Linked DNA regions of Homo sapiens: region 1 is linked to region 2. Evidence: chromatin loops called from intact Hi-C (ENCODE). Cell type or tissue: HCT116. All regions are shown on one strand. Each heading gives the region's core, and the rest is flanking DNA. Links, peaks and the distances in the headings are about the cores only.

Region 1 (5,391 bases), core at 196-5,195, 1.9 Mb after region 2:
AGTCAATTAAACTTCTTTCCTTTATAAATTACCCAGTCTTGGGCATATCTTTATTAGCAGCATGAGAACTGACTAATACACAAGTGATAATGTCCTATCAATAAAAAGAGAATAAAAAGGTAGAATGTGATAATGCAAGATGCCATTTCAGAAAGGTTGGTTGGGTCCTTCTGACACTGTGATGAACATCTGGGGAGAAAGCATCTCAGGAAGGTGAGCAGTCAGTGCAAATTCCATAGAGAAAGCACTGTTCAGCTCGTGGCTGGCACTATGGTTCACAGGAGGATGTAGAAGAAGAGGCTAGAGGGATAGCCTGTGTGAGAGCCATGTGCATCCTTGTAGTCCATGGTAATGAGTTTGGATTGTATTCTTGAATGGCAAGAAAGACCACTGGATAGTTCTGAGCAGAAAATGACAATCTAACTGCTGTTTGGAGAAAAGACACTACGGCAACAAGACTAGATGTGAAAAACACCGTTACAGCACAAGAGATGTGAGTAGCTTGGACCAGAGTGAATGGTCAGAATCTATACATATTCTGAAGGCGGAGCAAACAGAATTTGCTAATCGACAGAATGTGGGGGTGGGAAAGAATGAGAGCCTTCAAGCTTGATTCTAATGGTTTTGTCTTGGATGTAATGCTATTTCTAATTTCCCTGCCTCCCTGTGGCTGCATCTTCTCTATATCCCTGGTAGGCTCCATGTAATCTAATGTTATTTGCCCAAGTTCTACCCTTGACCATCTTCTCTTCTCTTGTTCTCTTCTCTTTTTATCATTTCCATTTATACTCATCGCTTCAACTGTACTATATATGAGATGATACCCAGAGTAATAGAATGGAAAAGGCTGTAATTTAGGGTCAGATAGAATTAAGCTCAATTCCAAGTTCTATCAGTTCCAGCTATGCGGTCTTAGTTAAGATAATGACCTCTCTAAATCTGCCTCCTCAATGGTCCATTAGAGATGATAATACCTCAAGGGGATACTGAGATAATTAAATATGTCACATTTAAAACCTCACTATATCTCTGGCACATTGGAAGTAATCAAACATTATTTCAAAGTTGTATTTTATTTTGTTTTAATCTCCATCTCTAGCTAAAAATCACTGCAAAAAAGCTTTCCCCTCTCCTCCATTTTCCATAGTCAGCCAAACCTGAAGCCCAAAAGTCACCTTTGAGTCACCTTTGTCTCCTCTAGCTTTTTCTGGCTTTATTTCTAACTGCCAAGTCTGCAGATTCAAAATTATACCTATTGATTTCATTCCTTCTGTTAATCCTATACTTAGGTAGCCCCAAAATCTGCTGATCACTGTCTCGAGGCTTACTCTACAGCCTTGTCTCAGCTACACCTCTTCCCACAGTATCTATTGCAGTATCTTCCAACTTCTCTAAGTCTTATTTCAGTGATCCTCCTAAAATGCAAGAGCACTCCTAAGTGAAAACCTGCAAATGGCTCCTTATAATCTAAATAAGATTCCAGCTTGTTAATATACATTCAAGAGACATGATTTTGATCCCATCTTGTATCTCCAACTTCTCCTACATTATTTCGTCTTTATTCCATACTCTTACAATTTAAAAGTCTACTGTCCTATTCCACCCTGATTTGTCCCATGTTATTTCTTCTGCCTAAAATATGCTCCTTCCTCCCAGCACCCCAAACTCTCTACTGTTTATTCTTTAAGTCCAAGTCTTACCTCCTCTGAAGGATCTTCCCTGAATACATCACAGACTAAGTTACCACCCTTTTAAGTGAGGACAGAGTAGCAAGTTTGCATCACTTTACTAGGCCCTCATCATACCACACTGTAATCTTTTGCTAACTTGTATAGCACTCCCCATAGATGGCCATCCTTGAAGACAGAACTACTCATGACTCATCTTTGTATCCTTAGTGCCTACCATCCTACAGCAATGCTGTAATCCAATTATATAGAGCAGTCAACTAATGTTCAAAGAGGTTAAGCTATATTATATCATATATGCCTGTATGTATCAGAGCAAAGAAGGTTATAAACTCTGGACCATTTTGTTCCAGCAGCCACACTTTCTCAAAATTAGAATCATATAAAAATGTATTATTTCACTAATCCTTCAGAGGTTTTCAGTCTGAAAAAAAAATTTCTTTAAGTAGAGCTCAAGAACATTCTTCATTGTATATCTAAAAATAGTGAAATGAAAAACTATTTTAGATTCCTTCATTTACAAACTCTAACTTAACAAAAACAAAAAGCATTACATGTAATATATAGTGTAAGAATCTAATTGGCAAAACTTCACAATTGCCATGGATATGATGCCAATGGAATTTCAAACTTCTTCACAGTCATCATGATCCAAAGTTTACAGGAGTCTTAAGAAAAATAAATCAGGACAATATCCCAAATTTCTTTTCAAATACAAATACTCTAATGGCAAATATCATGCAAACATTATGCAATTATTTCACAGTTCACAGTTTTGTTCTTCTTAAAAAATGTATTTCACAATTTTACTAAAAATTACCCACATGGTAATTACATAAATAAGGAACTTGATGTATCAGTTATATTAAAAGACTCCCCATACCTAGTCATATTTAAATGACAAGTCTGGAATAATAAATAATGATTAACACAAGCATTAACCAAATACAAAAAGCTATCTTAACATTTTCCTTTAAAACTTAAGTAATGTCTTAGGTAAATCCATCCGTTATTTCGAACAACATTGCATCAAACACATCACAACAAAGTTAAATTAATAATGTCAAAACTGGCATGTATTATGAAAAAAAAAACGAGAAGAAAACTTAGAATAGAATGTAAGTTTTGACTTGGTTCACAGCTTATCTTGCCAGTGCATATCACATGGTCCCTCTCTTCAACCACCAGTCACACATCTAAGTTTAACTAAATGTTATTTATTTTTCATATTTTGTGGAAAAAGCAGTCTCTGGTTTCCAATAAAAAGATGGCACAGCATCTTTCTTACCAAGAATAATTACTAGATGGTTGTTCATAACTTTTCATATGCAAGTTCCTATAGTACATACATATGATTATAAATCATACTACAATCATATTAATTTAAACTCTACTCATCAATCATTATCAACTTAACAAATTAGCACTCTTGTGCCCTCTAGTGGATGAATGAATACAAAATTCTGTTTATTTTCCTCAGAAAGGTAAAAACTGAACCTGACTATACACGTGTATATTCAGAAATATGTTTAGAAGACAGATATAGTAACAGTTAACCAGTTAACAATGTAGCCCAAGAGGCTGGTGAATACAGATATGAAGACACTATATTACAATAAAATGGTAGTATTCCATGGGTTGGAGTTCTACCTATAGAATTCAAATGGTTTGAATTCATACTCCAACCCATAGAAGTGATGTTGTTTCAGGCTCATTGTTTAATATCAGAGGCTCCATTTCTTCCTCTCTAAAATGAGGTGGATAATAGTGACTTCATAAGTTGTTGTGAGAATTAAAGGGGTTAACATGTGAGTACAATGAACAGTACCTGGCATTCATTAGACGACTAATAAAATCAGTGTCCTTTCCCCTTATTGCTATCTAATCCCTCACCTCTCCGTGATCAGCATGCACAGGTCTTTCAGGCCTGCTCCTTCCAAGCACAGGTGACTCTTGAACAACACAGATGTGAACTGTGTGCATCCATTTATACATGGATCTTCTGCCTTTGCCAACCCTGTGACAGCAAGACCAACCCCTCCTCCTCCGCCTCCTCTCCCTTAGCCTATTCACTGTGAGGACAACAGGGAATGAAAAGCTTGATGATGATCCACTCCCACTTAATGAATAATAAATACATTTTCCCTTCCTTATGACTTTCTTAATAACACTTTTTTTCTCTGGCTTACGTTATTGTAAGAATACAGTATATAATATATACAACATACGAAATAAGTGTTAATTGACTGTTTATGTTATCAGTGAGGCTTCCAGGCAACAGTAAGCTATTAGTGGTTAAGCTTTAAGGGAGTCAAAAGTTACATACAGACATTTCACTGCATGGGGGTTGGTTGCCCAACCTCCGCATTGATCAAGGATCAATTGTATTGTCCCAGTGTGCCATATTTTTTTAAATACAAGACTTCAGAGAAGACTTCAAGTTTGTATACAAGATGAGAAAAACTAGAATGCTCAATACTGTTTTAGTCTAGGTTGATACTGGCTGTCCTGTGGGTTTCATTCTGAATCGGGATTCTAGCCCTTTCAGCAACTCCTCTTACTTGGTCATGGGCAAAATGGCATAGCTACACTGACATGATTCCTCTATATCTCAGGCAGATATTCTAATCACCACCTACCTCTCTGGAATACCATGAGGATTACTCAAGTCATTTTCTGAAATTATTTTAAGTTTATATATATATATATACACACACACACACACACACACACACACACATTTCATATACATAATATATACATCTCATGTATAATATATATACACTCATAATATATACATATTATGAGTATGTATATACACACATATAATACACACACATTCTTAAAATTATATCCATCTTCCTGTATATGCATGACTTATAGTAATAGTTCTCGAAATTTAACCTGTGAATCCCTGAAGACACCTAAGACCCATTCTCTTAAAGGGGCTCTGCAAGGTCAAAACTATTCTCACCCTAATATGAAGATGTTTTCACCTTTTTCACTGTGTTGATATTCGCACTGGTGGCAAAAAGGCAATGGTGAGTTAAACTGCTGGGCTTCCACATGAATCAAGGCAGTGGCACTCAACTGTACTAGGAGTCATCATATTCTTCACTGTCCTACACACTTATGGTAATGACAATAATTTTTAAAAGCCAGTTGCAATAAAAAAGTCCTGTTAAAGCGTAACAATTATTAATTTTATTAAGTCTTAAGGCTTAAGTACAAAATTTTTAATATCCTATGTGATATAAATAGGAAGTGCACAACCATATACCACTTCTATCGCATACCAAACTACAAAGGATATCTCAAGAAAGATCACTTGCACAAATGTTTGAGGTGTGAGTCGAATGAGCCGTTTTTTCATGGAACACCATTTTTACTTAAAATAATGACTAAGAGATAAAGCACAGTTATTCAAACTTGGATATTTGGCAAACATCTTCTTGAAAAATAACGTGAGCCTGCCTTTTCAAGGAAAACAACTAACAGGATATGTTGCTAATGATAAAATTCAAGATTTCAAGCAAAAATTAGAAACTTGGAGTACTTGTTATCTGCCACTGTTAGCTTAACAGACTCTCAACATTTAAAGACTTTTTCTGATTTAATCTGTAGTTATAGTAACAAATGTCAATAATGCAATAACTTCTAACTCCATGACACAATATTTTCCAAATGACCAATGCATAAAATT
Region 2 (5,391 bases), core at 178-5,177:
AAATTTATTTATGAATAGACAATATACTAAAGATTGGAAGAACCAAGAAGTAAATGAGAGCCTAAAACAAAATAAGATACAGTGACAGGGAAAAACAAAAACAATATTGAATTTTATTGAGTTAAGAAAAGAATCTTTTCCTGCATTATTAATTTTATTATGTGGCACAAAACACAAGTGCTTAAAAAGCTAAATCTCAAACAATTTATGCAAATATTGCAGACTAGCTCAAAACGAAATTTAAGTTCATTGAAAGGAAGAGTTCACCTACCCATTTGATTTACTTATTTTATTTTTATTTATTTATTTATTTATTTAGACAGAGTGTCGCTCTGTTGCCCAGGCTGAAGTGCAATGGCATGATCTCGGCTCACTGCAACCTCCATCTCCTGGGTTCAAGCAATTCTCCTGTCTCAGCCTCCCAAGTAGCTGGGATTACAGGCATCTGCCACCACGCCAGGCTAATTTTTGTATTTTTTAGTAGAGACGGGGTTTTGCCATGTTGCTAGGCTGATCTCGAATGCCTGACCTCAGGTGATCCACCCACCTCGGCCTCCCAAAGTGCTGGGATTAGAGGCGTGAGCCACCACGTCCAGCCATACCTATCCATTTTAAATTAACCAACATCACTTTTGCTTTTGCTATATTTATGCTATGTGTTGATTTTTTAGAAAATGAAAACCAGGCCAGGAGCAGTGGCTCACGCCTGTAATTCCAACATTTTGGGAGGCCAAGGTGGGCGGATCATGAGGTCAAGAGATCAAGACCATCCTGGCCAACACGGTGAAACCCCGTCTCTACTAAAAATACAGAAATTAGCTGGGCATGGTGGTGCGTGCCTGTAGACCCAGCTACTCAGGAGGCTGAGGCATGAGAATCGCTTGAACCCGGGAGGTGGAGGATGCAGTGAGCTGAGATTGCGCCACTGCACTCCAGCCTGGCGACAGAGCAAGATTCCATCTCAAAAAAAAAAAGAAAAAGGAAAAGGAAAACCAAATATAACCAATGTTATATTTAACATTTAAATATAAGCATGTCTTTTTTTATCCATGTCTTTAGTATTCTAGATACGGCTTTGGAAAATCATTTAATTCTTTGTGGATGCACGGTCTCCTCCCACCACATTCCTCTCTTCCATGGATGAGGCCAAGAGAACATGAAACTCAACAGGTGAGTGAATAGCATCAATATGTTTGAAACCTCAGGCTTTAAAACCTCTTCTTACTTGCCTTCTTTAAGTTATGATATATTAGAAACAGCCAAGTCCTAGCATTAACAAAAAATTATTCTCGTGCCAAATAAATCGAAGCCTATAACTGCTTTTAGCGCTTAAGAAATATTTTTAAATTTAAAACTATTTGCATATTTATTTAAAATAGGAAGATACAGCCTCCAAAATATGAGACCTATATTAAAGATATCAGTAAACAATCCTCGAAAATCAAAGCAGGCTACATCCTGGACAATTTTCATTTGAATCAAGATTTCCTAAATAATTCCTCAAAGGCTGATTTCAAATGATGACAATAATCCTGGTTAAAATACCATAGCCAGGTGCGATGGCTGACGCCTGTAATCCCAGCATTTTGGGAGGCCAAGGTGGGTGGATCACTTGAGGTCAGGAGTTCAAGACCAGCCTGGCCAACATGGTGAAACCCCGTCTCTACTAAAAATACAAAAATTAGCCAGGCATGGTGGCAGGCACCTGTAATCTCAGCTACTCTCAGGAGGCTGAGGCAGGACAATAGCTTGAACCTGGGAGGCAGAGGCTGCAGTGAGCCGAGATTGTGCCACTGCACTCCAGCCTGGGCAATAGAGTGAGACTCTGTCTCAAAAAAAATTAAGAAATTTAAAAAAAAAAAACATCATGAACCCTACAGAAGTCAATAAATATATCAATCTGTTAACCATTATTGATTAGGTGCCTAATAAATACATAAACCAAATTGTGGTTTGGTAGTAAAAGCGAAGACATTTAAGAATGGCTCCAAGGATTGTGAAATTTCATCTTATCTGATTCAGATAGGACAAGACAACATATTTCAAAGTGCTGAATTGTGACATGTGAGTAATGAATACTGCGTGAGCTCAGAGAGGGGTGATGGCTGGAGAGGCAAAGCAGAGCCCCAAATTGTTGCGAGACTTCCTTGCTGGTCTGAGGAGTTTACAATCAATCTACAAACAATAGGGAGCCATTCACCAAAAGTAATTTCTACAAGAAGTAACAAAACATGGTGATTTTAACGGGGAATTTTTTCGTTTAATATATGGACTCAGAACCAAGATTTAACAGGGAATTTTAGTTCCAGGCGGTCTTCCACAGCAGGAGCATTACCACGAGGTCACATTCAGTAGAACAATAAATTATGTTAATGGTGACTGTTTCTTAACTTAATTGTTTCCAAAGTGGACTCCATGATGCAAGAATTTGATTGGCATTTTAATTAATTACCCTTTATCCTTTCATTAACTCGAAAAATATATTAGGCACCCACCATGGGCCAGGCACTTGTTAGGAGCTATGTTATGTACACGGGCTATAAAGAAAAACAAAACATATCATTCTCTCTCCGTTGACTGGGGGACAAAGATTTATAACAAATAATTATCATCCAGTGAGAAAGTGGTAAAATAAAGATACAGATACATACAGACAGCTATGGGAACTTAGAGAAGGACATGACTCATCCTACCAGGAGGTTCATGTAGCTTCACCTTTACGAGCAATGGTGGTCCCAAAGGAGGTAGGGGAGGCACACACAAGACCTCCCCAAACAACATTAACACTAACTGGTGCTTGCTATGTAAACTCAACTTCAAGACAAGTCTCCTAGCCTCCCTTCCAGATAGAAAGCGCCCCAAGCCCCTTTGTTTAGAAATTCTAGGCACCGTTGTTTAATGAGCCATCCCTTCCTAACACTCTTTTCAAATTTCTCTGCAGTATGAATATTCTTTGCCTGTGCATCCCCCACCTCTCCCATCACAGCCATCCTTGAAGCCTCAACAGCCAGGACTGAAACCTTTTCTCCAGTCTGCTGCTGCAACCACCAACCAGGCCACAGCACTGAAAGAAGCACTTCAGCCTCCAATTCACCTGGGACATCTGCCCTTGCAGGAAGGAGAACTGCCTCTGGTTCAGCAGCAGGTGGCACCATCAGATAAGCCACCAAAGCCTGAGGTACTTCCTTTCTCTTGAAGTCAGATCAGAATCACCAGCTAACCTAATAGAAGAAAACGAATTTGCAGGGCACTTTTAAATAATCGTAGCCTTCAGGCATAATACGTGATATAAATATATTCTTAATCAGTCTTCCACATCTGAGATTTATTTTTTGAGTAAAACGTAAATATCCATTCCTATCTTTTGCCATCAGAGACAGGGCATGGATTCTAAAAGATACTGTGCCTATAAAACTGGGTTTCTTAGTTGCGAAAGATGAAAACTCCCATAGGAAATAGAATAAAACCCCAGAGAAGTCCAGGTTTCCTATCACTGGTCTTTTTTGGTATTGGAAAAACTGAAAAAAGTGATTGATCCCTCAGCATAACAAGTAGGATTTTGCATTATTATCTCTCTGACAAAGAGGTGACCACTATGCAAAAAGTATCTTGTAATAATGTAGAGAAAAGTGTAATGGATTAAAAAAAAAATGAAGGTACCAAGTAACCAGTATGTTGTGGGCATTTATCATTCCCCCATATCACCCTGCCTACAATCCTATAAAAATATATATTATCAGCCTTTTTAAAGAAAGGAAGACAGATTTTGAGAAGTTACAAAATTTGCCCAGGAGTACACAAAAATTAAGTGGCAGAGCCAGGGTTCAAACCAACCAGGTATGTTCCAGTTCCAAAATTCATTACTTTCTAATCTGCAAGAGATAGCAAAGCCATGATAGATGTGCCTCATCTCCCTGCAGGTACATTTGAGTAATGTTAGTAAAAGACCATTGCAAACTCTTGGGTCATACCTCCCAAAACACTAAAAGAAAGTAAAATAATGAAACTCATTTTAATTGTTTTATTGTAATTGTAAACAAGATAAGGATGTGATCAGTTCACTTTGTCTATTTTTTTATTTTTAATGTCACTTTGTCTATTTTGTTTATTTTTTGACTGATAATTTTAATATTTATCTGTGATATAGCTCCCAGGAGTAGATTTTGCTGATCCACAAGGTCCATCAGTAAGTACAGATCTCAATGAGACACTTTCTGTATTTTATTTTTTAATTTTTATTTGTTCACTTTTTTATTTTTATTTGTATTTAACTACTTTGTTCATTTTTTACTGATAATTTTAATATTTATCTACAATATAGCTCCCAGGAATGGATTTTCCTGATCCACAAGGTCCATCAGTAAGTACAGATCTCAGTGAGACACTTCTATTTTTTATTTTTATTTTTATTTGTTCACTTTGTCTATCTTTTATTTGCATTTATCTATTTTGTTCCTTTTTTGACTGATAATTTTAATATTTATCTGTAATATAGCTCCCAGGATTGGATTTTGCTGATCCACAAGGTTCAACAGTAAGTACAGATCTCAATGAGACACTGTCTTGCAAAAACTGTCTCTATATTTCAAAAAATAAGAGTGAATTTTTTCATTGTCCCATTTATCCATGAATATGAAGTATAATGGGTTCCTTTGTTCTCTTAAATATTAAATACTTATTTTCTATACTAATCCATCTGAAAATGTGTTTCATATACCTCAAAAATTACTGTTATGGGGATGTGCCTGTGAGAATTACTTATTCTGTTTTCTACCATTTAAAGATTTTCCAAATAGCCCGTTTGATTTCTCACGGACCAATGCCACAAAATAAACAATCTCCAGTAAGTTTTTTTTAATACCACATCTCTGTTTGCAATTTACTTAAAAGTTTTTCCATTGGAAAATGCATTTTGTGATAATGATTGTATTTTATTTAGCTTTATCCAGGAATGTTGTACGTGCCTTTTGGAGCAAATCAATTGGTAAGTCCATATTCTATAAAAAGTATTGTTTTTAATTAAATTTTATCTTAAGAGCTAAAATTCAAAAATCTAGGTCTCACACAAGAGATTCCAAATAAACATTCTCTGAACACCTACATTAGTACTGAAATATTAAGGAGGCAAACTTCCTATTTGGATAATCTTGGCCAGACACACACACACACACACGCACACGCACACACACGCACACAAGGGTATTAAAGAAAAAACAAATTTTAGATCTGAATTATCCGAGTTGACTACATTTATTCCATAATGACTCACCTCTCCACTTTGCCTCTGTACACAGCATTAATATTAAGGTTTAAGTGAAAACTAAATAACTTTTAACTTTGTCTTGAGTAGATAAGAAGGTAGCTGGTTCGTAATTTGACGCAATATTTCTT

Evidence for each region. Peaks named below come from ENCODE experiments on the same cell type or tissue, not always from the same donor. Only the 100,000 strongest peaks of a DNase experiment are listed, where the experiment ranks them.
Region 1: a loop joins it to region 2, with 7 times the contacts of the local background. A loop is called at or near these places in 3 of 110 quality-filtered maps.

What each region holds. Positions count from the first base shown.
Region 1 is chr4:72,465,980-72,471,370 of GRCh38, forward strand. The region is part of intron 3 of ADAMTS3 (ADAM metallopeptidase with thrombospondin type 1 motif 3); the gene reads right to left. Among named protein-coding and RNA genes, the nearest start is that of ADAMTS3, 100 kb to the right of the region's middle. In HCT116, for the core only: a CTCF peak has its summit at 3,137 (motif pointing left); a DNase peak (open chromatin) is centred at 3,142.
Region 2 is chr4:70,598,477-70,603,867 of GRCh38, forward strand. It overlaps AMBN (ameloblastin), which reads left to right. Exons shown (of 13, transcript NM_016519.6): 5 at 1,060-1,170; 6 at 2,942-3,178; 7 at 4,148-4,186; 8 at 4,322-4,360; 9 at 4,496-4,534; 10 at 4,784-4,843; 11 at 4,940-4,984. Among named protein-coding and RNA genes, the nearest start is that of AMBN, 8.9 kb to the left of the region's middle. RefSeq lists a silencer at 652-857. In HCT116, for the core only: a CTCF peak has its summit at 3,150 (motif pointing right); a DNase peak (open chromatin) is centred at 3,145.